5 separate regions of the Homo sapiens genome follow, and regions 2, 3, 4 and 5 are each linked to region 1. Evidence: chromatin loops called from intact Hi-C (ENCODE). Cell type or tissue: Caco-2. All regions are shown on one strand. Each heading gives the region's core, and the rest is flanking DNA. Links, peaks and the distances in the headings are about the cores only. Region 1 overlaps ADAMTS18 (ADAM metallopeptidase with thrombospondin type 1 motif 18). Region 2 has its middle 37 kb from the start of SYCE1L. Region 3 overlaps ADAMTS18 (ADAM metallopeptidase with thrombospondin type 1 motif 18). Region 4 holds the start of LOC124903727 (a long non-coding RNA gene). Region 5 has its middle 6.8 kb from the start of LINC02131.

What was found. Peaks named below come from ENCODE experiments on the same cell type or tissue, not always from the same donor. Only the 100,000 strongest peaks of a DNase experiment are listed, where the experiment ranks them.
Region 2: it touches region 1 in a loop (5-fold over the local background); 11 of 110 quality-filtered maps call a loop at or near these places.
Region 3: a loop joins it to region 1, with 8 times the contacts of the local background. A loop is called at or near these places in 3 of 110 quality-filtered maps.
Region 4: it touches region 1 in a loop (6-fold over the local background); 2 of 110 quality-filtered maps call a loop at or near these places.
Region 5: it touches region 1 in a loop (10-fold over the local background); 4 of 110 quality-filtered maps call a loop at or near these places.

What each region holds. Positions count from the first base shown.
Region 1 is chr16:77,370,828-77,376,754 of GRCh38, reverse strand. The region is part of intron 3 of ADAMTS18 (ADAM metallopeptidase with thrombospondin type 1 motif 18); the gene reads left to right. Among named protein-coding and RNA genes, the nearest start is that of ADAMTS18, 61 kb to the left of the region's middle. In Caco-2, for the core only: no CTCF peak of the experiment used is centred there; a DNase peak (open chromatin) is centred at 2,824.
Region 2 is chr16:77,233,009-77,238,935 of GRCh38, reverse strand. No RefSeq gene overlaps it. Among named protein-coding and RNA genes, the nearest start is that of SYCE1L, 37 kb to the right of the region's middle. In Caco-2, for the core only: a CTCF peak has its summit at 2,701 (motif pointing left); a DNase peak (open chromatin) is centred at 2,665.
Region 3 is chr16:77,303,241-77,309,167 of GRCh38, reverse strand. The region is part of intron 16 of ADAMTS18 (ADAM metallopeptidase with thrombospondin type 1 motif 18); the gene reads left to right. Among named protein-coding and RNA genes, the nearest start is that of SYCE1L, 110 kb to the right of the region's middle. RefSeq lists an enhancer at 543-1,742. In Caco-2, for the core only: no CTCF peak of the experiment used is centred there; no DNase peak of the experiment used is centred there.
Region 4 is chr16:77,285,920-77,291,846 of GRCh38, reverse strand. It overlaps ADAMTS18 (ADAM metallopeptidase with thrombospondin type 1 motif 18), which reads left to right. Exons shown (of 23, transcript NM_199355.4): 21 at 369-581; 22 at 2,436-2,583. LOC124903727 (a long non-coding RNA gene) reads right to left here and starts at 2,571. Exons shown (of 2, transcript XR_007065122.1): 1 at 2,392-2,571. RefSeq lists an enhancer at 1,575-2,774. In Caco-2, for the core only: no CTCF peak of the experiment used is centred there; DNase peaks (open chromatin) are centred at 1,206 and 2,416.
Region 5 is chr16:77,581,097-77,587,023 of GRCh38, reverse strand. No RefSeq gene overlaps it. Among named protein-coding and RNA genes, the nearest start is that of LINC02131, 6.8 kb to the left of the region's middle. In Caco-2, for the core only: a CTCF peak has its summit at 2,599 (motif pointing right); a DNase peak (open chromatin) is centred at 2,613.

The sequences.
Region 1 (5,927 bases), core at 322-5,321:
ACTTGTTTTTTTCTCATTTTAAAGAATAAAACATTAAACTATTTAAATAGAATATTGACTCTGGGTCAGAATCAATTTAATTTTTAAGCTTTAGCAGCTAAGTCACATAATGGAATTTCTGTATCTTCTGGAAAAGACAAAACACAATGCAGGAAGAAGCAATGTGAGTTGACCCTGCAGCACACAGAGTCCAGTAGCGGGCGCAACCCAGTCCTTTCCCTCGGCTTGACTCTTGTCTCTTGAGGGGAAGGGGTTGGTTCCCTGGGTGGAGAGTTGGGGCAGCTCTTCCACCACCATCAACCTTTGGCAGCCACATCTAAGTGGACTTGGGGCCTGATATGGTTTGGCTTTGTGTCCCCACCCAAATCTCACGTGGATTTGTAATTCCCAGTGTTGGAGGAAGGGTGGGAGGTGATTGGATCTTGGGGGTGGATTTCCCCCTTGCTATTCTCATGATAGTGAGTTTGCATGAGATCTGGTTGTTTAAAAGTGTGTAGCACATACCCCTTCACTCTCTCTTCCTTCTGCTCCAGCCATGTAAGATGTGTCTGCGGCCGGGTGCAGTGGCTCATGCCTGTAATCCCAGCACTTTGGGAGTCTGAGGCGGGTGGATCACCTGAGATCGGGAGTTCAAGACCAGCCGGATCAACATGGAGAAACCCCGTCTTTACTAAAAATACAAAATTAGCCGGGCGTGGTGGCCCATGCCTGTAATCCCAGCTACTCAGGAGACTGAGGCAGGAGAATCGCTTGAACCCGGGAGGCAGCGGTTGCAGTGAGCCGAGATCGTGCCATTGCAGTCCAAACTGGGCAACAAGAGCCAAACTCCGTCTCAAAAAAAAAAAAAAAAAAAAAAAAAAAAAAGGAAAGAAAGAAAAAACGACATAAAACCCTTTGCCTTCTGCCATGATTGGAAGTTTTGAAAGTTTCCTGAGGCTTCCAGTCATGCTTCTTGTACAGCCTGTGAAAACATGAGCCAATTATACCTCTTTTCTTTATAAATACCCAATTCTCAGGTAGTTCTTTATAGCAATGAGAGAACGATGAATCCAGGCCTTTCCTGTCCTTTATTGTAGGAGGAGCCTAAGGGCGTCCCCAGTCCATCTCCTTCTTAGCAGGCCACTTGGTCTCTGCTTTCTTCCTGTTCTCACCACCCCTTCCGCTCCTTAGCTCTGAGACATCAGTCTCTCAGTTCCATCATGGACTTCCCCATCGTGGACCAGGAGAGGACTTCCGGTCTCACAAGAAATGCCTCCTCAGAAAAGTGTTCCGTTACCTCCCCTCTAAAATTAGCTTCCCCGCTCCTCTCACCCCTTCTATTATTTTATCTCATGGAACTTTGCTCTTTTTCTTCCTACTTATTTTATTTTTTTGAGATGGACTCTCTCTCTTTCACCCAGGCCGGAGTGCGGTGGTGCGATTTTTTGTATTTTTGGTAAAGACGGGTTTTCATGCCTGTAATTCCAGCACTTTGGGAGGCTGAGGTGGGCGGATCCCCTGAGGTCAGGAGTTCGGGATCAGCCTGACCAATGTGGTGAAACCCCGTCTTTTTCTTTACACTTTATACAGAGGAATAATATTTCATTCCCATTTGTGATATTTGCTGGTTTAGCCCCTGGTTCCCCCATTGAATTGGAGGCCACGGGAGACCACAGATCTGTCTCATTCACTGTTACCAAGCCAGACTTTGCTTGTTTTCGATATCTCAAAATGCTTTAAACACTCCACAAATAAACAGATGGTTTCTTTTGGGTGTATTGGGTTTATATTTTTAAGCAATAAAATGTATTTATTTGGTTAGATTCCAAGGTTTTCTATCAAACTAAAGCAGAAAAATAATACTTTTCTTTTTTAATATCTAGCACTGTAAAATTCTTGTTTTGTTATAAAGAATTCTTCTAGATTTTTGTCCTTGTCACTCTGAATAGGAAGATGACAGGCTATGTGAGACAAAGTGTTTGTCTCAATATAGGATGCCCATTATTATTATTTTTTAAATTGCTTTCTCAGTGTGGAAGTTTTCTCTATGCATTTGAGTTGTCTGCAGTTTGCATGTAACAGGGAGAAAATAGAAAGCTTCCAAACCGGTTAGTCCAGTTAAAGCACTTAAGTGGCTTAAGCCTTTGATATTAGTTGAGCCAAGTAAGGAAGTTAGTAAGGCTGGAGGGCTTTCAGGGATAATTCACTTTTTTTTCCTTCTATTCTGTGAGGGACTTTAAATGGTGTTTTTGGTCTGCATGCAGCTTGAAAGAGGTGAGGGCATGGAGAGGGTCCTTCTCAGAGAATGAGGGACCTGAAATTCTGCCTGTGCTTCCTGCTGGGTTTTCCTCCCAGGGAGTTGTAAGGTTAGGTTAAGGTATTGCACTGAATGCTTATGGCTTCACGTCTGAAATATAGACAAGTTCATGTGCATTATAGTCTTGAAATTGTCACTTCCTATGTCTGGTTTCCTTCTCTGATATTGGCATGCCTTCAGCATCACCTCCACTCTGAAAAAAGTCTGGGGATGAAGAAACAATTTTTTTTTTTTTTTTTTGAGATGGAGTCTCACTCTGTTGCCCAGGTTGGAATGTAGTGGTGCAATCTCAGTGCGCTGCAAACTGCTCCTCCTGGGGTCAAGCCATTCTCCTGCCTCAGCCTCCTGAGTAGCTGGGATTACAGGTGCCTGCCACCACGCCGGGCTAATTTTCATATTTTTAGTAGAGATGAGGTTTCACCATGTTGGCTAGGCTGGTCTATAACTCCTGACCTCACGTGATCTGCACTCCTTGGCCTCCTGAAGTGCTGGGATTACAAGTGTGAGCCACCATGCCCTGCCTGGAGAAACAAATATTTACTAGCTGATAACAAGTGGCATGCATCAGAGATACTCAGGTGACCCCTGCTGTCACAGAGTGTGCAATAAAACTGCATATGAGGGATGGTGGGGAGAGGGTTGCATTTTGTTTCCTTATTGAAGATAGACATAAAGCCAGTAAACTGTGACCTGAGATTATTTGGAAGTGAGAGAGGATAATTTTCTTCATGTTATTTTTTTATTTCCATAGGTTTTTGGGGGACAGATGGTGTTTGGTTACATAAGTAAGTTCTTTAGTGGTGATTTGTGAGATTTTGGTGCACCCATCACCACCTGAGCAGTATACACCGCACCCAATTTGTACACTTTTATCCCTCATCTCCACTCCTACTCTTTCTCCCAAGTCTTCATAATCCATTATATCATTCTTATGCCTTTGCATGAGAGAGGATAACTTTTTTTTCTTTTCTTTTCTTTCTTTTTTTTTTTTTTCTTTTTTGAGGCAGGGTCTTGCCCTGCCGCCCAGGCTGGAGTGCAGTGGTGTGATCTCAGCTCACTGCAACCTCCGCCTCCCGTGTTCAAGCGATTGTCCTGCCTCAGCCTCCCGAGTAGCTGGGACTATATGCCTGGCTAGTTTTTGTATTTTTAGTAGAGACAGGGTTTCACTGTGTTAGCCAGGATGTTCTCAATCTCCTGACCTCAGCCTCCCAAAGTGCTGGGATTACAGGCATGAACCACCACACCTGGCTGAGAGGATAATTTTCAATAGGGTCGTGAGTACGGCTTCTCTGAGAAGATGGTGTTTAAATTGAGACATCAGCAATGAGCACCAGAAAGCCAAGTGAATTGATAGGAGAAGACTGTAGGGGAAAGAAAAAAAATGTGTGAAAATGCCATTTAGTATGGAAGAAGTTACTAGGTTCAAAAAGTGAAAGGAGCGTCCTGTTTAGAATGGTGTGAGAAGAGGAAGAGAGGACAGATAAAGCTGGCAGGTTCTGCAGGGAGTTGATTATGCAGAGATTAGTGGGTCAGGAATTTGTGATTAATACCAGAGTGAATGGAAGAAGTTGATTAGTGCTGGACAAGGACTCTGGCTGTTGTGGGGAAACCCTATTGGATAGGACAGGTGGGATTTGGGACGTCAATAGAAAGTGTCCAAATAAGAGACGCGAGCATCTACCAGCATGATGTGTGCTAGATCTGGAAGGGTGGGCTTCTCTGAGGTATATCCTGAAGATATGATGGCTGGGATTTCTCGGGTTGTGAAATCTGAGATTTTACTTATCTTGCCTATTGATTCTCTTGTCCCATAATCTTCATAAGGCCACGAATGTGAACCATTTCATTTACTTGTGTACCATTCTTGTTTATGGCAATGCCTGAAACAGGACCAGGACTCAGGTGCCCAGCATGTGCTTGTGAATGAAGACTCCGTCTTTGATTTCAGGCTCTACACATCATGTCGATGCCACAGCTCCTGAGATGACTATCCTGTGTTACCACAAATTACAAGATTTCATGATCTTAATGGCTGGATAGTATTCCATTGTGTATATATACCACATTTTTATTTGTTTGTTGACAGACACTTAGACTGATTCTGTGTCTTGGCTATTGTGACTAGTGCTGCAATAAACACTGGAGTGCAGATATCTCTTCAACATACTGAGTTCATTTCCTTTGAATAAATACCCGGTAGTGGGATTGCTGGATCATATGGTAGAACTATATTTAATTTTTAAAGGATCCTTCATACCATTTTCCATAATGGCTATACTAATTTACATTCCTGCCCACAATGTGTAGCAGTTCTCATTTCTCCACATCCATGCTAGCATTTATTGTCATTGTGATAATAGTCATTCTAATTGGGGTGAGGTAATATCTCATATGGTTTTGATTTGCATTTCCCTGAAAATTAGTGATGTTGAGCATTTTTTTCATATACCCCTGTTGGCCATGTATATGTCTTTTGAGAAGTATTTATTTAGGTTTTTTGGCCATCTTAAAAATCAGATTATTATTGTTATTTTTTGCTGATGAGTTGTTTGAGTTCCTTACATATTCTGGATATTAACTCTTATCGGGTACATAGTTTACAAATATTTTCTCCATCTGTGGGTTGTCTCCTTAGTCTATTGATTGTTTCCTTTCTTGTACAGAGGCTTTTTAGATTGATACACTTCCATTTCTCTGTTTTTGCTTTTGTTGCCTGTGCTTTTGAGTTTTTCTCCAAAAAATCCTTGCCCAGACCTATGTCATGAAGTATTTTCCCTATGTTTTCTTCTAGTAGTTTCATATCTCTTACTTAAGTCTTTAATCCACTTTGAGTTGATTTTGACATATGGTGAGAGGTAAGAGTCAAATTTCATTCTTCTGTATATGAATATCCAGTTTTTCCAGCATTATTTGTTGAAAAAACTGTCCTTTCCCCACTGTGTTTTTAGTGCCTTTGTTAAAAATTAATAGGCTGTAGATGAGTAGATTTATTTCAGGGTTCTCTTCTGTTCTGTTGTTTTATGTGTCTGTTTTATTCCTATGCCATGTTTTTTTGGTTACTGTAGCTTTCTAGTATATTTCAAAGTTGAGTAATGTGATGTTTCCAGCTGTGTTCCTTTTTGCTCAAGATTGCATTTGCTCTTCAGGGTCTTTTTGTGGTTCCATATGAATATTAGGATTGTGTTTTCTTTTTTCTTTTTCTCCGTTTTTGTTTTTGTTTTTGTTTTTGTTTTTGTTTTTAATTGAGTCAGAGTCTTGCTCTGTCACCCAGACTGGAGTGCAATAGAATGATTTCGGCCCACTGCAGCCTCCACCTTTCAGACTAAGGCAATCCTCCCAGCTCACCCTTCCAAGAAGCTGGTACCACAGGCATGCACCACCACACCTGGCTAATATTTGTAGTTTTTGTAGAGACAGGGTTTCACTATGTTGCCCAGGCTGATCTCAAATCCCAAAGTGCTGGGATTATAGGCATAAGTCACTGCATCCAGCCTTGTATAAACATTTTAAAAATATTCTTTCAATCCATGAACACAGAATATCTTCTTATTTATTTGCATTCTCTTCAATTTGTTTCATCAGTGTTTTATAGTTTTCATTGTAGAGATCTTCACCTCCTTGGTTAAATTGA
Region 2 (5,927 bases), core at 599-5,598, 140 kb after region 1:
CCTCCGTTACCCTTTTGAAATGCTCCCCTGAGACCACGATAAAACAAACTGTCTAGTCTACTGGAGGATAAGAGGCCAGGTGGAGAAGAATGAAGGTGACTCAGAGAATGCCAGCATCCACTGCCAGAAACTTGACACCATCTGGACCATTTACCCAACCTGACCTAACATATTATGACAGCCCTACGTGGGGCCCCAGGTAAGCCAAGAGAGGAACCACCCAGACCCAGCCCAAGCTTCAGAATCATCAACAAATACATGATCGTGGTTTTCAATCACAAAACTTTGGGATAGTTTGTTAGGACATCTTTCTTGGTGTTTTGGAAAAGTCACATGTGTATAGGAAGTCACAGATACCTTTGTGTTTGGGAAGGCAGATTATTCCCATGGGAAAATCCTCTTTCTCCCACTCTCTTTATCTAAGTCACTCCTATTCACTCACTTTGCAGGTCACAGATTAGACAATCTTCCCCTGGGAATTATTCTCTGACTTCCGCAGTTATACTACATTTCACGCACCCATGCTTGTAATGCCTGTTTTTCCCATCAGTCCGAAGCCCTGGGAAGGCAAGGACAGAGCCTGCCTCGGTCACTGTCATACTCCCAGCATCTACTTTAGCACGTACCATCCGTGGAAAGAATTTCCTTCTTATGTGTTAATATCTCATGAGTCCTTCACGTGTTTACTGATCCCTTAACCAGGCTACCCGTTTCACTACAGGATCATGCTGTGTGTGACAATGTTTCTCCTTAAAGGATATATGCTCCACCTCTGTGTCTATCTTCTGTTCATAGGTCTACATCTGATCACTAAGAGCCCTTCAAACCTCCCCCGAGTATGTGCGTATTTGAATACAGGTGCAATGCTCTCTGTAAGTCATCTCTTCTTCAGCCTACAGTATAAAAAACAGCTGAGGGCCCTGGGAACATCTGGCCTGGGGTAGTACTTGACCATCCAGAGCCTTCTCCTGACAATTTTTCAGTCACTCAAAACACCTTCAAAGTGTAGCATCAAAAGCTCAGCACCACCAAGAGTGGTCTGACCAAGGCAGGTTAGAGAAAAATTGTTACATTCATGGCTTCAATCTTTTTTCTTTTGTTAATGTCACTTTCAGCTCATGTTGATTTACCAGATAGCTTTGTTTTGCTGATTATAAAGGCCTTGCAGCCAGCAGTCATCTGTGTGAAAAAGACTCCTGGGTCAGCACTCATTCACATCTCACCTCGACCTGACAACATGCACTTTGTTTTACTTATTAACATTTTAGGGAACAAGCACAGCATGTTTCATCTACTCTTGTTCTATTTTATTTTCCTTTTGAGAGAGAGTCTCACCCTGTTGCCCAGGCTAGAGTTCAGCGACAGGGTCTTGTCTCACTGCAGCCTCAACCTCCTGGGCCCGAGTGATCCTTTCTCCCCAGCTTTTGCCTCCCGAATAACTGGGACTACAGTCGTGTACCACCACACTCAGCTAATTTTTTAATTTTCGTAGAGACAAGGTCTCCCTATGTTGCCCAGGCTGGTCTCAAACTCCTGGCCTGAAGCGATCCACTTGCCTCGGCCTCCTAAAATGCTGGGATTACAAGCTGTGAGGCCTTAGCCTTGCTTTAGAATGTATATGGTAATTGGACTTTCTAGGTGCTATTGTGATTACAAAAGACTGTAATATGCGATGCTCCTGAGACTCTACACGAGGCCAGAATTCCATATTATATTTCACTTAACCAGAACTTGCTTTTGGTAGAAAAGCTTCTATTTAGCAGTTGGTAAAATTATTTAGTGCAATAGTGATCTGTTTGGAAAATTAAAAAAAAAGGCCAGGCACAGTGGCTCACGCCTGTAATTCCAACACTTTGGGAGGGCGAGGCAGGCGGATCACTTAAGCCCAGGAGTTTGAGACCAGCCTGGGCAACATGGTGAGGTTCTGTCTCTACAAAAAATAAAAATAAAAATAAATAAATTAGCGGGGCATGGTGGTGTGTGCCTGTGGTCCCAGCTACTTGGGGGTTGAGGGAGGAGGATCACTTGAACCCAGGAGGTCGAGACTGCAGTGAACCAAAATCGTGCCACTACCCTCCTGCTTGGGCAACAGAGCAAGACCCCATAAAAAAAAATAAATTACAAGTGACACTGAATTTAATTTTCGAATGAATTTTCTCTTGTTCCAGCGTTGCAGGGGGGAGTGAAGGCTTTAACAAGAAGGGATGATTTAGAATTAGACAAATTTGGGATTGCATCTCTTTTCTACCACCCTGTAAATCAATCACCTAGAGTATTAAGCGGGCGGGGTAAAGGATAAAGTTACTTTCTTATGTTAAACTACACATCTATGTGGATAGATATGATCTTTTAGTGTGCGCATCTGTGCTGAGTATACTGAAGCATGCATGCAACTCGTCCTAGTTCTTTGCTTTTTCCCCCTCGGTGGCTTAAGTCTAAAAGAGGTGCTAAAAAGATGGCAGCTCCTTCTGAACCTTGCTTGGAATTGGTGGCTCAGTGGCCTTGCCTCAGCTTGGGGGCGGTGTGTGTCTACGCAGAGCAGTCACACCTACGTGGACAGTAACAGGGCGCTCTTGGTTAGTAGGTGCACATGTGGGTCGGGGAGCAGAGACAGGAGGCTCCGCAAAGAAAGCCTCGGAGCCAGCCCGGCTCAGTGCCCAGCCGCGAAGCCGTAGCGCCCTCTGGTGTGCCCTGAACATATTGCATGGCGTCACAAGGCGGTTGGGACCGCTTGGAGCATCTCTGAGCCGACGCTGCCATCTCCTGGTGAGAGTCGCTTTCAGCAAATCTCCAGACTATTCAGCGTTCTAGGCTAGGAGCCACAAGGACTGGGCCACTTTCGCCCGAATTCCCAGGGTCCACTTTTGGAAGGCATGAAAACACACAGGAAAGACTAGTTGGCTGCCAGCAGAGCCCCTGATGACTTCAAAACATCCTCTGGGCCCGCCTTCCCCTACACAAATCTTTACCACTGCACTTTTGTATGTTTGGCGAGGGGGTGGTTGGGTTTTTTTGTTGTTGTTTTGCGATTTTGTTTTTTTGAGACAGGGTCTTGCTCTGTCACGCAGGCTTGAGTGCAGTGGCACAATCACAGCTCACTGCAGCCTGGACCTCCCTGGACTCAAGTGATCCTGATGCCTCAACCTCTTGAATAGCGGGAACCACAGGTGCACCCACCACGCCCAGCTAATTTTAAAAATATATTTTGCAGAGGTGGTGGGGGTGAGGGTCTCACTGTGTCGCCCAGGCTGGTCTAAAACTCCTGGCCTCAAAGGATTCTCCTGCATCAGCCTCCAAAACTGCTGGGATTACAGGCATGAGCCACGGTACCCACCCTGCTGCACTTTACAAACCACCCTGTGCTGCTTGTTTTCTTTCTGGTCTTTGAGGCCCCTACATGATTCTGAAGCAAATTATGTGAAGATGTTGTTGTCAGTGGTAGGAATTAAGCAACTTTACCAGAAAGTAATTTTTCCATGTTATTTATGCATGGAAACAAATATGTATTCTAAAGCAATATATACTGTTATATTTACTGTTTAACCTCATAGAAACCTTGCAAAATAGAAGCCACTTAAAGCCTCACACCCAAACCTCTATTGGAACCTTTTCACTTGGCTTTGTGTGTACTTATAGAACAAATTAAACACATAAATACTAAAAACAAAAAGCAGCTCATAATCCTCTCCTTTTGGCTTTAAAAAAATTATTTAAAGGCTTAACATGTATTAATTTAAAGGAAATGGCATGAAATGAAGAAAATGTCTCCTCATCCTGTCTTCCCAAGGGAAACCTGTGTAAATCATTCCTCAAACATCCTCCTAGGTTAAAATGAAGACACCTGCCATGTATATGTAGACAGTATTAATCTCAGTCCACACAGGTGTGAAAAAAGCTGCACTCTTTGTATAGTCCGTTCTCCCATTGTTACAAGGAACTATCTGAGACGGGGTAACTTATGAAAAAAAGAGGTTTCACTGACTCACAGTTCCGCAGGCTTAACTGGAAGCATGGCTGAGAGGCTTCAGGAAACTTAAAATCATGGCAGAAGGCGAAGGGGAAGCAAGCATCGTCTTACTGGGGCGTCTTACCAGGGCAGAGCAGGAGAGTGAGTAAGAAGGGGGAGGTGCCACACACGTTTAAAGGATTAGATCTCCTGAGAACTCAGTATCGTGAGAACAGCAAGGGGGACGCTGACGTGCAAGATCCAATCACCTCCCACCAGGCCCCTCCCCCAATTCGACATTGGAGATTTGGGTGGGAATACAAATCCAAACCATATCAGCTTTAATTTTTATAACTAACTTATTTTCGGGTGGCCCACATTTTGACAGGTGGGTGGTAATTATATGCTCCAACTGTTACCGGAGAGGGGTCCTGATCCAGACCCAAGAGAGGGTTCTTGAGTCTCCCGCGGGAAAGAATTAGAGGTGAATCCATAAAGCGAAAGCAAGTTTATCAGGAAAGTAAAGGAATAAAGAACGGCTACTCCATAGGCAGAGCAGCGGCTTGGGCCGCTCAGCTGCTCAGACTTAGTGTTACTTCTTGATTACATGCTAAACATGGGGTGGATTATTCATGAGTTTTTTGGGTAAGGTGTAGGCAATTCCCAGAACTGAGGTTTCCTCCCGTTTTTAGTCCATATAAGGTAACTCCCTGACATTGCCATAGCATTTGTAAACTGTGATGGCATTGGTAGGAGTGTGTTTTAGTATGGCAATGCATTGTAATTAATGTATAATGAGCAGTGAGGACGACCAGAGGTCACTTTCATTGTCATCTTGGTTTTGGTGGGTGTGGCCAGCTTCTTTACTGCAAGCTGTTTTATCAGGAAGGTGTTTGTGATGTTTGACCTCCTAATCTCATCCTGTGACTTAAAATGCCTAACCTCCTGGGAATACAACCCAGCAAAGTCTCAGCCTTATTTTACCCAGCCCCTATTCAAGATGGAGTCGCTCTGGTTCAAAGGCCTCTGACATAACCTCTAAGGGTGATGTTAGGAGTTACAGTGTGGAGGTTCGTTTGGTTCTTGGCCAGCTATTCTACCAGGTGATTTTTGAGAGATCTGTGAATTCTGGACCTTTCAAGAGGTCCTTGGCCATTTCCATGGTGTGCGCAGGATGTGGGTGGGGGGGGCTGGGGGGGGAGCCTCTTTGCCAATCCCATGTTTGTATAAATATGCCACTGGGCACGTCCCTTTCAGTCCTGCAACTTCTTTGTAAACACCGCATAAACCTGGGACTCCTCGTCCAAGTCCAGGGCTTCTCTCCTCCCTCACTCCCTTCCCAACCCAGAGGAAGCTCTTTCTCATCTGTGAGAAAGCATCTCTTTTTTATACTCCACTTTTGACAAAGTAGCCCTATTTTCATCCATACCCGAGAATCTTATTTACTCTGTGGCTTAAGATTTGGGCAAAAATATAGAAGGATTAGAACGATCTCATTTCTTATTTGCTTTGTTTCTCGTCTGAGGCGATAATGAGATGAACAATTACTTGTCTCCAAGAAACAGACATCAGAAAAACATCCTGTTTTTTTCACAGAAATTAAGTATATCAAAGTATTTTCCTGCTCTATTTTCCCATTATCTTTGTGGTTATGAGAGTGGCCTGAATGTGGAGCATGTTGATTTCAAACTCTAATTACAGTGGTTGTTTCCGGTTTGGGGCAACTATTAATAAAATTTGCTATGAACATTTACGTATACTTTTTTTTAAAAAACGGAGTCTTGCTCTGTCGCCCAGGCTGGAGTGCAATGGCGTGATCCCGGCTCACTGCAACCTCTGCCTCTCCAGTTCAAGCCATTCTCCTGCCTCAGCCTCCCAAGTAGCTGGGACTACAGGCACCCGCCACCACGCCCAGCTGATTTTTTTGTATTTTTAGTAGAGACGGGGTTTCACCGTGTTAGCCAGGATGGTCTCAAACTAC
Region 3 (5,927 bases), core at 578-5,577, 68 kb after region 1:
GTCACATAGTTTCTGAGATCACTATGAATATAGTTAATATAAAACTAAATAATTTCCATGTATTTCAACTTATTTTCTACAACATAAGTCTGGCATAAAGACTAAGGGATGTCTCACTGAACTAGTGTACTTGTTAGTCATCCAGAAGATTTAAAAGGTAGCTTTTATTTTAATAGAGTTTAGGATATTATGTATCAGTGACTGCATTATGTTTATTTTATTGGGTTTGGGAATACTGAGAAAAACTAAATCTATTTTAATTCTCCACTCCTGAATATCTAAATTAAGTGTGTGTGTGTTGTAAGAAATTAAATTTTCAAGTGATTGAATTGTGAAAACTGAAGATCAGAGTGAAACTTTACACAAGGCTTTGTTGACAGTTCATCTGAAGTAGACACATACATATGCTGGGCTTTTTGAGTATGCCTGAAAACAATGTTTTTCCATCTTGAGGTTTAGGTGTAGGTAATTTAAGGTCACTGACTTTGTCCTTTGTTTAAGCAATATGGAAAAGGCCTGTTTCATACACAGTTTTAGGAGACCTTGGCAATAAGGATTAAAATGTACACAAGTTTTTTTTTTTTTTTTTCATGATTAGCTAAGGTATCCACTTAGAGATGACACATTCTCTAGAAGTGACTAGAGATGAGGTATCTTACTAGTTCATGCTCCTCCTTTCTCTCCTCTTCCTTTTCCCCCATTTCAATCTTTCTCTGTCTCTTTGTCTGTATCTCTCTCACCCACATACACACACACAACAATGAATGAGTCACATTCTCTATCAAGCTGTCATGCAGTTGGAGTGGAGGTGAGGAAATTCATCATGAGTGTTTCATTATGAAGTAACTTCATCCCTGTCTGATAAACAAAGTGATTCAGTATGACATGATAATACAGGTTGCTATTGTATGGCTGAAATATGACCACCTGTGTTTTCACAGCATTCCTTTTTTAAAAAGTTTTAAAAAATAGAAAAGCTCTCGTTTATGTTAGGAATTTTTTTCTCTATGTTTAGCAGAAGAAGAGGGCGTTTAACTCTTTGAAAGCCCATTCCTAGTGTAATAAGGGAGAATCCTGAAGCTGAAAACGACAGCAGCCTTTCTCATGATAGTAAGTGAGAAATAGGTTAACCACAGCCTAGTTTCAAGGCAAGAAGAGACATCTAAAGAAAATTACTATAATAAACAACTTCCTGCACTCTTTGGCCAAAGGAGATGACAGGGTGGTGGGGACCAGGTGGACAGGCACATTGATCAATGAGATGACAGTGTGAGCACCACTGACGAAGTATTACCTTGTCATCCAGCTCCTTTGTGACCCTGCCTGCTGAATTCTCCCCAAGGTAAAGGGGCTGAAATGAGTAAGGAAGTGCCTCAAGATACAATCAGTGTAAGGGAAGGGAGATTAGCCAAGTAGCATGGACTGAGTGAAGACACAAGACACAAAAGAAGCAGAGAAGTAATGGAGAATTAATTCAGAACAGATGATAGAATAGTCAGGCTCGAGAGGACGATTCAGAGGTACTTTTGCGATGGCACGTCATTTGTCTAGAGATTGCCATTTGCTATTTGAAGTGGGGGCCTCCAGTTAATTCATGGCAAATACTTTTGTGACGGGTTAGAGAACACTATTTCTCCCCACTACACTCTGAGGAATGTTGATGAGTTGAATTAGAACTGTAGTCAAGGTTCAATGTGTCAGCCCACACCTTTGAAGCTGCCTAACAGATGCATTTCCAAATCCCTGATCAGGGTCTTTGTATTACTGTCTCTTGTCAAATTCAATCACTCACACATAATAGCAATGATGATACCTGGTCATGTTCTTCCAGCTTTGAAGCAAATAAGTCAAAGAAAATGGGCTGAATTCTAACACAAGTTTCCAAAAATCACATGAGCTTACAAAAACATGAATCCACACCACAAAACCATTCTTTCCGTGAGACACAGGAGTGTAAGGTGCAATTTGGGCTTTATCAAGAAAAGGCCAACCAATAAAGTCTATTATATTTCAGTTGTTAAAACAATGATTATAAATAAATCCAGGGGAAAATTGATTGAGGAGATCAAGTATTCTTAAATTAGATGCCAGTATGTTCAAGAAATAAAATTCTTAGGTTCAAACCCAGTGTCACAAAGTAAATGTCACAGCACACCAGGGAGGCCCAGTGTTGTCTTTCCAGCAGTTAACACAGTTTTTAGAATTTTAAATTAGAATCCTGGGCTTGGTGTTTCAAAGCTTGAGAGGCAATGTTGTGAGAGTGAAGATGTGAGGTTTTAGGGTTAAACAAGACCAGAGACTTGAGTCCCATTGCTGTGACTTATTAGCTATGTGACTTTGAGTATTGGTTTATTAGTCTACACTATTGGAATTAATAGCACCTTCTTCTTAATGTCGTTATCAATTTTAAATGAGATAATGCATGTACAATGCTTTGCCTGGCACATAATAAGCACTCAATAGGCATTGTTAATTTTAAAGCAATCGAATACATTATTGAGGACAGGAATTGAGTTTCCTAGCATGCATTAAATAAAAAGCTAGTCTTTAAAATTTATCCATAACCTTTATGGTAAAATGAGGACAACTTCTTGAAGAAGAAGAAAAAAAGAGGCCTTAAATAATGAAACAAATACAAAGCTGACTGAAGGAATTTTAAAAAGTTTTAACATTAAAAATTAAAAGTGGGGACGAAAGAAAGAGAATCATTTACCCGTGATTATTGAAGATATCCTTTGTTTTAATTTTATGTGCCTTAAACAGAAACTGCATCCCCTTCCTTCAGAGAGTTGTTGGTAGATTCCAGCCCCTGTCTGTGGTTTTCCAACTTAAGAAGCTGTAAATTTTATAACTCTGCACCCTGCGGTTAGAGCTGCTGAGTGTTGTGTCTGAAGTCAGGTGGTTTGTGTGTTAAAGGTAGACATTAAACATCTCTATGGAGGACCTGGAAGCATTTAAGGAGGTTGCTTGCCAGCTGTAAATTGGAGACTCCATGCCAGTTGGCTGGAAAATTCTCTGGACTAAGTCCAGTTAAGTAGATTGAATCACTGGCGGTCTTTCCAAATTTGTGCATTTAACAGCTTGGCTATACACTCCGACATGCGGCACGGGGTTGTAAGCAATGGCATTATTGTGATGTGGTGCCATTACGGGAGGGATGCGGTGCTCCTGTACCCTGAGCATGTTTGTGTTCTCCAGGAATGCTGAGAAAAGCAATGGACTACTCTTGACATGGTCACCGAAAATGTTCTAAAATGTGAACAATGGGAATGATCATTTTCAAGTTACATATTGCCCAAGATGTGTTCCCTGGCATTCGTAGAGGAAGTTAGCATCTTAGGTGGTTCTATGCACACCTCTCCAGGGTTGTCCTGTTTCCCCACATCAGTGGGAGAGGCTGTCTGTGGTTTGGTTGATGGTGATGGACACACTAAAGCACGTGCTGAGATATAATCAAGGCCACCAAATTGGGGGCTATATTCTCCAACCATGAAACGAGAGAGAAGTCATTGTCAGATTGCAGGGTCATTTCGAATTTGAAAAATTTTTAATTGTGTCTTAAAACTGATCCAGGTGAGAAAACCTGGATTTAGCTGGGCAGGACTAGCTTCATGGGCATGGGACCTGCCCAGCTGCAGAGGACGTTGTGCTTAGAAGCGCCCTTTGGTTTAATGCTTCACTGTCACTGTCTTGAAATTCTTAATTTTTTCAAACAATGACTGTTGAATTTTCATTTTGCACTGGGCTTTAGAAATTATGTAGCAGTTTTTGAGGGTGGATTTGATTTGAGAAAATTCTGATTTTTTTTTAAGAACAGGGTGAAAGAGAAACTTTCCCACAGAGATTCTATGAGACAAGTGGACAATAATCTCCAAAGGTTTAAGTATTTGCAGGCATCAAACAGTAAGAGATAAGAGGATTTCTAGGATACTCTTGGTCACTGTTCTTCTCAACACAGAATAAAGATGGGGGCAAAGAGCATCTTACTTATTGAGAAGCAAATAATATGCTACAATTGGCACATACTTATCTTTTATATATTTGTCTTGGTACTTATTTGTTTAAGTTTTTACTTCCTTTACAAGGCCTTTACGAGCTGATGTTAAGTAAATTCTTACATCAGCTTTCTGCTGGTTTGTACAAATATTGTCTTTCGGTCTACATGATAACACATTGAACTCTGCATGTGAATTTATAGCTACACATACATTAAAGGCAAACCTTGAGTCATTTGATTTTTGTAAAGTTAAGAGGCCTTCATTTATGTATTCATTGAATGCATTAATATGTTAAGGAAATAAACTATAAACAATATGCTCTATATGCTACTGGCCATAAAACTGTAATAGTAACACACATACACAGGCATACAAATAGCTACTATGTATTTTATGAGTTAATTTAAAGCTGCACGTTCCTAAGAACATGTACAGCAAATTGTGTAAGTTATTTCTCTTTTTCTTTTGGCCAGATACATGAGTTTTGTATTACCATGATATTATGAAATGGATTTGTTCCCTTACTGCTGTTTAATATTCTGATCATTGCTGGTCTTACCTTTAGTTCAAGGATTTTACTTTGCTGAGGATCCTCATTTTCAAGTTTAGGAAAAGGGATGTGGGAAACACAGTGTAACAGTTTGTCTTTTTCAGAGGGGGGAATAGAAATCTTCAAAGAAAACAGAAGTATTTGATTGTTTTTGTTTTTGAGACAGTGTCTCACTCTATGGCCCAGGCTGGAGTGCAGTGGTGTGACTATAGCTCACTGCAGCTTCCAACTCCTGAGCTCAAGCAGCCCCCTGCCTCAGCCTCCCAAGTAGCTGGGACTATAGGCACACACTACAACACCTAGCTAGTTTTTTAAAATTTTATTTTAGAAATGGGGTCTTGCTGTGTTGCCCAGGCTGATATTGAACTTCTGAGCTCAAAAGATCCTACTGCCTCAGCTTCCCAAAGTGCCTGGCCAGAAACTCAAATTTTGTTGCTTTGTGTCTTCTTCGCTATAATCATCACCGAGATTTGTTATTAATAAGTGATAGCTACAAAGCTTCTTTAGATGATAATGTGATTTCCTCCCCCACCTCAGATTTACTAAAACATTTCAATTCCTTTTATAGGATCTGTAGCACTTGATTTTTTGAGATGGAGTGTTGCTCTGTCGCCCAGGCTGGAGGGCAGTTGCGTGATCTCGGCTCACTGCAAGCTCCGCCTCCTGAGTTCACGCCCTTCTCCTGCCTCAGCCTCCCGAGTAGGTGGGACTACAGGTGCCCACCACCAGGCCTGGCTTGTTTTTTAATATTTTTAGTAGAGATGGGGTTTCACCATGTTAGAATGGTCTCGATCTCCTAACCTCGTGATCCACCCACCTCGGCCTCCCAAAGTACTGGGATTACAGGCGCGAGCCCCCGCGTCCGGCCCTAGCACTTGATTTTTAACCCAAATAACTGTGACTGTGTTTTTTTAATATATGAATCTGTCTCATCTTCTCCACTGGGGGATATCACTTCTCCCCCTCCCGAAAGTCATTTTTTTTTTTATTGTCTTGACCGTGGAGGTCACAAGAGACATGATGGTGGCTTAGATCAGGGCAGGAGCAACAACATATGAGGTGGTAAGATATGAGAGAGGATAAAAGTTAAAGTAACACCATTTCTGATCTATTAAATATGAGTGTCTGTCAGAAAAAGAGAAGTCTAAAATGGCTCCAAGTTTTTATTTTGGCCTAAACAACTGGAAGGGTATTCCCTATGAGCAGCCTTTCAGGGAGGCAGAAAAAAGTTAGACATTGATATACTCTTAAGCATTCAAGTGGAGATGCCAAGTAGACAATGTAGTATGGAAGATGGGTGTCAGAGGCGGGGTGTCATCCGTAGCCATGCATCCAGTATGGTAGCCATTAGTCACACATGGTTATTTAAATTAAAAGGC
Region 4 (5,927 bases), core at 420-5,419, 85 kb after region 1:
CCTTAGGTAGACCTGGACCTGTAAGTGTGTAACCCTAAACCTGGAAATTCTTTTGCCCATCTTGCCTTTCTCCTGGACTCCATCTCACACCCATGTGGCATCCCAAGGTTCCTTTTTTACTTTATGAGGCTAATGATCTGTGTGATTTTGGGAAAGTCAGTTCCGTTCTCTGAACTTTGGTTTCCTTACCTATAGCATGAGGTACTTGGCTGCTGTATCTGTAAGATCCTCGAGTGAGTGTGGTTGACCTTGTGTAATCCCATCCCTCCTATTTCATGTGGATGGTGCAACCTTATGTCAAACTGCCTCTGTCCAGAAGATGTGATCCTGGCAGTCTTCACTTTTACACATCCTGTCTTGGCTCCTAGTGTTCTGCAACCTGTGGTTTGGGTGTGAGGAAGAGGGAGATGAAGTGCAGCGAGAAGGGCTTCCAGGGAAAGCTGATAACTTTCCCAGAGCGAAGATGCCGTAATATTAAGAAACCAAATCTGGACTTGGAAGAGACCTGCAACCGACGGGCTTGCCCAGCCCATCCAGTGTACAACATGGTAGCTGGATGGTATTCATTGCCGTGGCAGCAGGTGGGTACAGGCCGATTGAGGAGGTGTCTATTCAAGTGAGATGTCGAAAAATGAGGCGTTCTGCAAACAGTTGCTCTTAGTCTGTTAATGGTTGTCTAAGTAAAAACAACTAAGGGCTCAAGTTCTGAAGGCAGAATGGGTTTTGTTCTTTGGCCCTGGGCAGGTAACAATCTGTAAACCTCAGTTTTCACATCTAGAAAATCATTATCTGGGAGAGTTGATTTGTTTTTGTTCATCAGAAAATGTATGTAAAACACTTACCACCAGGCCAGTTATACACTGCTAATGTTGGTCATTGCTGTTGCTACGGAAACTACCACTCGAGTCTTTCTGTTTTAGAAATGCTGCTCACAGCCTTTACTCATTTGGTTCTTACATCATGTTTCTGAACAATGTAATAGCTAATATTTGTCAAGCTATTACTATGCACGGTGCTAAGTACTCCTATTCAGGGGTAGTATGGTCCCTAAAGCTCAGAATGTCAGGCAATTCAGCCAAGGATACTTCGCTTTTAAACTTATCAGATGCTAGAGGCACCCTTCTTTTCAGAAGACTTGGGTGAAACTTTAGCTAGGATTGGTGTGTGACGCGGTCCTTCCAGCATTCCACCCAGCAGATGTTGCTGCACAGCTGTTCAGTTCAGAGGACTCGGGTGCTCCCCACCTCACCATTAATCACAGAGTCCGGGTAGAGGTATCAATATGTACGTACGTTATCTATCTGGGAGGATCTGGAAACCAACACATGGATGAGAGGAAAGGAAATTAGCCTGATTTTCTCTGGCCAGGCATTGTGCTAGGTGTTACACATATTGCTGGGGATTTCTTTTTAAAATTGACTCTAATAAGTTTATTTAGATTAAGGGGTCAGCAAACAGTTGCCACCCAGCCAAATCTGCTCCCCCAATACCTGCCTGTTTTTATAAAGTTTAACTGGAATGTAGCCATGTTCATTTGCTTAATATATTGACCACAGCTGCTTTAGTGCTACAACGGCAGTGAGGAGTACTTGCAACAGAGGCCGTATGCCTATACAGCCTGAAATATTTACTATCTATCTTCCCCTTTAAAGGAAAAGTTTACAAACTCCTAGTTTAGATAATTTGATAACAAGACTTGCCCTTAAATTTTAATTGAGACAGAAACTACAGTCAATTATAATGCATATGTACATTTAAGAAAAATTAATGTAGTAACTTTTTAAAATAAGAAAAATCCATTTAAAGGGCTACATTTTTCCCTGGTTTTCCTTTTGTTATGAAGTATCTTTATAAATTTTTCATATGGCTGTCTGGAAGAAAGACAGTTGAGTTGTCTACTTTTGAAAATTTTTAATTGCACACTGAAATCAGCGACTCCTAAGAAGCACCAACTCTGTCATGCCAACTCAGAATGTGGCTGGGCACCGAGGACCTAATTCCAGAGCTGTCTCTGACCATTTCTTTTTCTGTCCCAGTTTTGAACTATGTCCTCCACTACTGCAGCTGCACAGATTGTCTGGAATTCTTTAAATCCTGTGATTAACTCCCTAGGTGTGTCTGTATTTGTTTCTGCATTCTTAGAGCAGCTTCTGTATTTCTGGAGCTTCTCTTCTTTATGAGTGAGTCACTTAACTGGGAGACACACACTCTTGGGCTAGATAGATAGCATTTGCCTAAAACCCTTCTAATCAGATCAAAGGGATCACACTTGTTAGGATAGATGCTGTGGACTGTAAGCACATGTGCCTGGCTCCAGCCAATCTGTTTCATCAGCAGGCATCTTGTTAATGTCATGAAGCATGGGAATTCCTTCTGTTTGATGTCACTGACCTCAGTAGAGTGTTTCTGACTCCTTCCTCTTCTCTCTGCTGCAGTGCACAGTCACCTGTGGGGGAGGGGTCCAGACCCGGTCAGTCCACTGTGTTCAGCAAGGCCGGCCTTCCTCAAGTTGTCTGCTCCATCAGAAACCTCCGGTGCTACGAGCCTGTAATACAAACTTCTGTCCAGCTCCTGAAAAGAGAGGTAAAAAGGCACCATGCTCCAGTCAACTTTACTAGTCTTTAGATAATTTTTTCAAAGGCTACTTTGTTAGTAGTGCAGCCTGTGACATTGTACAACTCTAGGGTAAGCCATTCACCCGAAGTCTATGTGACAGTGCTCCCTGGAGTTGTATAAGGCACCACTCTGGGGAAGTTGCTGTCCAAATAATCTTTTTCAGACAGTCTCAGTCTGTCATGCAGGTGGGAGTACACAGCTCACTGTAACCTCTGCCTCCCGGGTTCATGCCATTCTCCTGCCTCAGCCTCCTGAGTAGCTGGGATTATAGGTGTGCACCACCACGCCTGGCTAATTTTTGAATTTTTAGTAGAGACAGGGTTTCACCATGTTGGCCAGGCTGATCTCGAACTCCTGGCCTCAAGTTCTGGGTTTACTGTCACAAGCCACATGCCCAGCCTATCCTAGTGATCTTGTTTGCATGGGTCTGAAGGGAATATTTAATTGCTACAATAATGCTTTTTAACCATTATTAATTTGAAAATGGGAACATAAAGGTGAACAACAATAGCCCTCAAGGAGCTCATATTTTAATGGAGGAGACAACTATAATCCATATATAAAGATGTTCATGTTTGTTGAAGATATAAAAAATTCAGAAATCAAAAGTAATAGTCATCAGTGAATATGTATTGCCCTAGGACTATACCTAAATGTTTTCTTAAAGTTAGTTCAAGGGAAGTGCAGTGAGTACTGATAGGAAAATGGAAAGTCTGAGTAAACTGTACCATTCTTCACTATTTGAAGTAATCTGACAAATGCCAGGAAATATCTTTCAGCCTAATCTGCTTGCCTCGTGCTAAAGAATCTTGCACAAGACCAAAAAAAAAATAGCTCTGTAGCAGTTACTCAGAGCCAGATCATCCTAGTCCATGCTGGGATACTACATAGGGAAGAAATGAGCAAGCGGTCATGTTCTTCCAGACTATCAGTGATTTCTCATTTCCACCCTTAATTACCAAAGAAAGATTCAGCCTAGAAGGCCACCAGCACCCCCAACGACAATGACCAATTATGAAATTGCCCAACAGTATCTCCTGGAAGGATGGGGAAAGTCAACATGCACGTATGGTCCAAGGAGGCCATTTGTCTTGTTATTTTTGGCTCACCCAGCACCTAATACCACAATGGGCACGCAACAGGTACTCAATAAGTCTTAAATGAATAAATGCATGAGTGTAGGGCTACATGAAAGATCATGTGAAAAGTGCTGTGAGGTCCTCGATCTTGTTCAAAGCCAAGTCACCAAGCACCTTATATACCTCCAGCACTCTTCTAGGGATGAAAGAATACAGCTGGGTCCTATTCTTAAAAGGTCCTGTTCTTAAAAGAAAGCTACAACAACAAATAAGTGGTGGAATATTCACAGTGTTACAGTGATGGTCAGTTCTACCTGTGGTGCTGGAATGAGGGGAGTCATAGGGTGCATATGAGAAATGGCTTATTAAAAGAGGAGCTTGGCTGAGTGCTGTGGCTCACACCTGTAATCCCAACACTTTGGGAGGCTGAGGCGGGTGGATCACCTGAGGTCCGGAGTTTGAGACCAGCCTGGCTAATATGGTGAAACCCCGTCTCTACTAAGAATATAAAAACTAGCTGGGTGTGGTGGCAGGTGCCCGTAGGCCTAGCTACTGGGGAGGTGGGAGGATCTCTTGAACCCAGGAGGTGAAGGTTGCAGTGACCCGAGATTGCACCACTGCACTCCAGCCTGGGCTTTTTTTGAGACCCTGTCTCAAAAAGAGGAGTTTCTCTCTGTGCCTCATGGCTGAGTCAGGTGGCTTTTGGAAGAATAAAGGATACGAGCCCACGTGTTTGTTCTGACCCAAAAATGTGGCCTACAGTTTACTAAGTTGAGGATTTTCTCCCATTCCCATCCCAAGTATAGGGATGATTACATGCTTGGCAGGGTGACTACTATGAATGTCGTTTGAGTGTATTTTCTGGCTGTGAGTTTTCAGAAAACATTAGTGAGCAGTAAGGAGGCGCATGGTGACGGAAGAAGATTCCGTTCTTTGCCTCTTCTCTGAGCCCCCCACTGTGGACCAGGTACGGTACTCTGCTAGGCACTGTGAGAGTTTCCTCCCCTTATGGAGCTTCCACTTGGGTAGAAGTTTCTACCCATTGTAGTCACTTAAACTAGACCCTAGAGAAGACCATTCTGCCCATGGCTGCATCCTCCTGTCATCCAGTGTCACCAAACAGCTTTGTTGTCCCCCAGATCCCTGCCCATACTGAGTGCCAGTCTAGGGGCAGTCATTGTATATCATCATCAGTGTGTGATGCCTTATCTGGGTATCTTGGTTGGATCTCCACCTTGGGGAAGCCATCCTTATGGTTGCACTGTACATATTATACATAAAATTCTCTTCAGAAAAGAGAGAAGGCCCTAAAGCAGTCATACCACCCAGAGACTTGTGTCACACTGCATTGAAACTGGGTGTTTACGTGTCTGGAAGCTACCTGGGCTGCAGACTAGTCATATTAAGTTAAGGATGAGCAGGCACTCAATACTAATAAGCTGCTCCTCATGGAATCCCACATCTTCAGATGGGGGCAGGCAGCATTGTACAGTGGAAGGAGCAAGGACCCTAAAATCATAAAAATAGAGTTGAATCCACACTGACTTGACACTCAGTAGCTATGGAGCTAGCTATGGAGCTTTGAGCAAGTTTTGAACTTTCTGAGCATTCATAAAACTGGGAAATAATGCTTACTTCGAAAGACTGTTTTGAGTATTAAAGAAGGTAATTCCATTTTTCACACATGTCTTTAGTGCTTACTGTGAACCAGAAACTGTTCTGGGGTCTGATTACAAAATAAACAGGCACGGCTCCCACCTTCTGACAAGCTTGCTTCAAAATGGAAACGGACAACAAATCAACCAATTAGCACACAGTGTCAGAAAGTAAAGTAGCAGGGGTGAAGGGGTGAGGAAATAGGAAAACACCTTCAGATTATAATGATCAGGCACGACCACTTGATTATTTAGCACTTAAACAGAGACCTCAAGGAAGGTGAACCACATATGGCTCTAGGAGAGTGTTCCTGGCAGAGAGACCCCAAAGTCCCCGAGGCAGGAATATACTAATCTAATTGAGGAATGGCACGATGCTTGGAGTACAAGAAACAAGGTGAAGAGTGGTTAAGCAATACATGAAAAGTGGGACTGGAGGCCTTGTCAGTCAGTGTAAGGATTTCAGATTTAACGCTGAGTACGATGGAAGCCAATGGAGAACTTTGAGCAGAAGAGAAGAGCAATAGGATCTAGCTTTAGGAAGATTACTGGCAGTTAAGGTGAAAGGAGTGCAGGT
Region 5 (5,927 bases), core at 377-5,376, 210 kb before region 1:
CCCAGGGTCACTGGCCCCTATAGAGGTGTCTCCCTACATGGGAGGAAGACACCATTCCTAAAACTCAGACATCCAGGTCGGATGCTGGTTCAATCTCCTGGTTCAAGCAGTCCAGCCCCAGTAGCTGAAACTACAGGCACATGCCACTATGCCTGTCTAATTTTTTGTATGTTTTGTAGAAACGAGGTTTCACCATGTTCCTCAGGTTGGTCTCGAACTCCTGGACTCAAGCAATCTGCCAGCCTCAGCCTCCCAAAGTGTAGGGATTACAGGCATGAGCCCCACTGTTCCTGGCCAAAATGTTCACTTTTAAGCAGCCTCACAAGAGATTGTGATACCCACAGAAGCTTTAGGATCTCTGCCCTCATTGGGAAGGCTATAAGCTTTAGATCTGGAACTGAATTTCATGCCCCCTCAAACCCAAACACTTACTAGATGTGTGATCTTTAAAAAGTTTTACTGAGCTGCCTTCCTAAAACAGGTTCAACAATGTTTGCCACCCTGGATCATTACAGAGATAAAATACCATTTTCTGAGTAGCCATTAAGTGTCAAGTATGTGGAAAGTACTTTTCATAGGTGATTTCAATGTGCATTCTTATAAAATTCCAAAGGAAGAGAATAATTTTACTTTTCATCACAGGGCTCTGCTGTGTGAATATTAAGCCCATTCTATAGATTAAGAAACTGACGCTTGTTAAGTCCCTTGCTCAAGGGTGATACAGGCCTATAGCTCCCTCTTCCATGGCTCACCCCAGGTTTTTTCGCTCTGCATTGAGCCTTTTCACCTCTGATCTCTCCTCACCAGTAAATTGCCACACTTGATTTCTACCCCCAACCTGGGCACTTACTCAGTATTAATGTGTAGGATTCTTTCCTAGAGTAATGCCAAGGAAAATCCAATCAGATGTCAACAAGAGGATCTCATCTGAGAAACCGATGCCAGGTGGGAAATGAGTCAGGACAGCACAGTAGGTGGGAAATGAGTCAGCTAGAATCTTTTGCCTTCTCTAGAAACAAAGACACTTAGACTGATCCACAAGTGAAGGGATCTTGGCACGTGTTCTGCTCTGGGATGAGTGCAGGTCCCTTACAGTAACTCTCCTGATGATCCTCACTTCCACCCCAATTTACTTTTACCTAGCACCAGTCTGAGGCCTTTTGTCACCAACATAAATATCCTTTCAGCTTCCCCTTTCGATGCAGGAAATAACTGCTAGTAACGGCGAAAGCCAAGACTGGACCACGTCACACGAATTCCACTCCCGAACCTCTTTTTTTTTTGGGGCCAATTAGCTGAAAGGGTTCGGGGAGCTGATCACAATCACTCATTGGGATCTTTCAGGAAGCAGGGGCAGAAATGAATTGATGGAAGTGGGTAGCGCTTTTCTTACGTTATTGGCTTTACTTGAAAACTCTGTTCAGGAAATTGTGGGCATTCGTTAAAGTGCTGCTTTGACCCCTGACTTCCATGGACTCACTGTGAAAACAGCTGATTGGTGAGATGGGAGGATGAGCTGAGTAATACAGGACACCATGACGTGAATCACAGAGGCCCAAGCTCTTGCACATTGCACAGTGGCGGTTTCTCGAATGCTGGGAGTGCTTCAAAGTCTCCACCTCATGATGGGCAGGTCCGGGGGTTACGCCCGGGAACCATAACTAGAAGTGGCTGTTTGGTGGTTATATGCAGGAAACTCTGTCAACCCATTTTACAGGTGAGGAAATTCAGCCTTAGGAAGTCTGGAAATGTGTCCGAGATTACACAGTAGAGATTCATACATATAGTCATCTGATCTTTAAAGCGGTGTTCTTTCCATTTTATCATCAATCATTGAATGCGATCCTAGGAGTTTACCCCCTCCCACCACTCTCGTGTAGAATTTCCTTTCTGCTCTGTTTTGTCAATATATCCAACATTTGGAAAATCAGTTGTATGTTGCATGTGTGTTTCCCCAAAGGGTGACTTTATGTCTTAGATCTCAGAAGCTTGGAGGGTGCTTGATGTTTCAGAGTGGCAGAGACTAGACATTTCTATAGGGTTTTCTACTGACCACGCCAGCTACCAGTGGACTGAGAACAACTCAGTATGGTCTTGTCGCTTGGCTTAGCTTAGAGTACAATTCTTGTAGATGGTTAATGTGCTTTGAAATAATGCTAATGTTTACCCTTATTTCTCAGGGCCAGAAAATGGACAAGATGAAGCCTCTAATCTAAGAATTAGGACAAAGAAAATGTACTCACTAGTGCCAGGCATGGTGGGGCGCACCTGTAATCCAAGTTCTTTGGGTGGCCTAGGCAGGAGGATTGCCTGAGTAGGTGACAGTGAGCTATGATGGCGCCACTGCACTCCAGCCTGTGAAACAGGGTGAGACCCTGTCTCTTAGGAAAAAAGAAGAAAAGGACTGACTTTTTTAGTAACCAAATAAGTTGCATTGTTTCCTTCTAAATTGCTCTTTGTTCTTCTTGGAAATATATTATTGCTTGTGCAGACTCTCAGGGACTATACATGGTAGCAAATAAAATTATTATCATTTAATAGACTCTAGGAATAACATGGGCGTCAGAGGTGTGCTGTTTCAACCACTGTCCACAAGGTGGCAACCTCTCCAAGGAAACTGAGACCAAAATCTAGTCTTTAAGCAACTATTATTATTTAAATGCTTATTGGGCAACTCCAGCACGCTTGGCACTGTACTGAATACTTAAAAGATTTAGCTTCTGCCTTCGAGGGGATTACCAAGTAACGAGTTTCAACAGTCTCTTGAATTAGACTATTTCTCAGCCTCCTGTGTCCGTCAGTCACTGTAAATCCTGGGTCTGTATCTTTAAAAGAGAGTAAGATGTAGAACAGAAAATAAATTTCATTGAGTCCTACTGTGTGCCAGGTATTGAATAGGCACTTTGCATGTGTGGTCCTCACTAGGAACTGTCAGGGGCGTGATGACTGTCCCATGTTACAGAAAGGAAGTTGGATAGACATTTTAATATTGGAATTCTAATACCACAGAGCTAGTCAATGGCAGAGGCAAATTACAAAGCCATAGTTATCTGCCCCTACAGTCTTTCCACTGGTCACTGTCTCACTGCAGAAAACTTGTGGAATACATTATTCCCAAGAAGTGGTCCAAAAGAAGAAATAGCCACAAAATCCTTTAGATATTTGCATTGATGTCATATCCCTAAGGAATGCTTGTGAAGGAAGACTCTAATTTTTTGAGCTATTCCTTGACTCTTTAGGAATGAGTCTATATTGGCATATATATGTAGAATATATCTATATTCAGTATAGATATTGGCATATAGCAAGGTCATATTGTCAGGCTCACAGCACTGTACTCCAGCCTGTCCAGCCTGGGTGACAGGATGAGATATTGGCACATGTATATATATGTGCCTATATCTATATATTCAATATAGATATTGGCACACACACACACACACACACACACACACATCCCATCTACACTTTCTCGCTTTCACATTTGAAAATGCTGCTGTAGCGGTGAATGAAATATTGGAGTTAATGAAACTGAGATGACCCCAGGAACAGACCCTGGAATGAGGATACAGGTACAAGAAGAGACTCCCAGGGAAGAGCAAGAAGTGGGGAGGCAGGGCAGGACAGGGGAAGATGCCAAGGGAGATAGCAAGTTTGGGCAAAGTCCTCCAGGGGGATCTTCAGCCTGATTCCATAAGGAAGACTTAGGAGGGCAAGCTACACCTTAGAATCTGGGGCAGGGGAGATGAGGATTTCCTCCTGCTGCACCTTGCAGTCATTTGTTAAGAGCCAGGAGGAGGGGAAGGACATAGGGACATACATTCCAAGGAACTTGTGGCCTCTCATGCTTGTGAGCAAGGCTGGCTTCATTTGCCCGAGATCAGAATCTGTTAAGAGCTCCTGTTGCTGGCTGTTTTAAGTAAAAACACACAGAAGCCAGGGCTGTACACATGCAGCACAAAGATACTCCGGAGGATCTGGGTGGGGTATCAACACTGCCCCCACACGTAGTAGGTTCTTGGCATTGAAACTTTTATGTTGATGGTTTTAAATCCTTACTAACACCTGTGATTTGTAGTATTTTGCAGCTAGACTTCAGCTATTAGAGTAACTTAGCAAGTCACTCAATCATACCTGATATAATGAATTCTAACCCATTTCTTTTCTGACCTGCAGTGATTTGCTAAAGATTCAAAATCCCGGGAGGGACTGCTTAATTTGCTTAAGTTAGCCTGCTTTCTCCCTGTCTGGCTTCAGCTGCCCAACTACGATTGGAGTTATCTGGATTTGCCATCAGACAATGCCTGCCCTATGCAAGAGCAATCAAGCCCAAAAGGAAGGAGAATGGGTGGTGAGCTGCCAATAATGACAAACTCCCACTAAAGTTCATAGATACGAAGCAAGCAAGACCCTCTGGCCCACTTTGAGCCAAATCCAGACCTCATTGTGGGGTGGTGCATGAGCTGGGGAGTTTGATCTGAGACACTAGCTGGATGTCAACTTTCCAAGTCACTAGTGGCCTCTAGGATTAGAAGCTTCAATCTCTACCTTTCAGAAACCCCTTTGGGTGTTTCAGTGTTGGCCAGGTTGAGGTTTGGCAGCACATTTCTGGGGAGACAGACCACAATCATAGTGTTGAAAAGCATACATTCAGAAAATGATAGGAAGATCATGGAGGCGGGATGGGCTTTAAATAATTTTAAATAAATTTCCAGAGTGAAAACTTCCCAAGGCAGCTGCTGGTGATGTTGGGATCCCAAAACACCCGGGAAGAGCAGACCTTAGTGTATTTACATGCCATGCAGACGCAGCTCTTCCAATTTCCCAATCAGCTCTGCATTCCCTGTAGGAAGCACTCACATTACCTGGGATACCACAGAGGCGTTGATGCCCTTGGCACCATCACTTGAGGAAGGATGATTTCACCCGTTTGCTCTCATTTCAGCATCTCCCTCAGCTCAGGGCTTATACTTGTCTTAAATTGTTTAAAGCTCCAAGGAACCTCCCACTGTGTGATGTTAGCTCTGCACATGTGCAGACAGTTGGGGAAGAATCATGTGCTGGAACATCCTGGTCCTTTTTTCTGAGCCTGTCTTGGACTGGCCACTCAGCAGCTCTCACTCGGCTGCCTTAAAACATGCTGATTGCCCCAATTTATAAGCTGATGCTGTGGTAGCTGAGGAGGCAGCAGTAAACTTCATGGAATGATTAGAGAGTCAAGTGTGGTATGTAAACTTGAGGTCTCTGACATTTTTTTCTGATTTGGGAAAGAGATAGCCAAGATTCTAGTAAAACTTGAGATTTTGAAGAGTCTTTAAAGGAGGCAGTACTAAATAGAGGCTAGGGGAATTAACAGAGGGCTTGAAACACTCAGGGACCATTCATGGTGGAAAGCCATTCACTCCTAGACCTGTAGGATCCTTGAGGGCTGCAGCCACAATAGGGAGGGTGCTTATGAATACCTCTGAAAGGCTTCTAAGAAGAAATGATGCTGCAACTGAAATGTGTAGCTTCATGGGAGTGAACTGGGCACAGAGGAGGTAGGTGAACCTAAGGGAGAGTGATGTTGCAAGGGCTGAGAACTTAGAAAGAGTTTGCTGTGTTGGGTGGCAGAGCAGAGCTTAGAGTTTGGGGGGAGTCGATGCTGGAGAGCGAGAAAGGAGTAGCCCTGTTACGATGGAACAGGAGTTTTGTTTTCCTCCCATGGCAGTGAGAAGCCATTGAAAGGTTTTAAGCAAGAGAGTAATAACCTTCCTTTGCTGATCTCACATGGTGTTGCCCTCCAATGGCAGAAGCCACTGCACTGACCACTCCTTGAGGGTCTGCCTTGAGGGTTGGTTCTTTGTCACAGGCAGCAGCTAACTGGCTCTTCAAGCGAGGGTGCTCTTGACTCCCATATGCTCCAGTGGGGTGACCTTTCCTCCCCA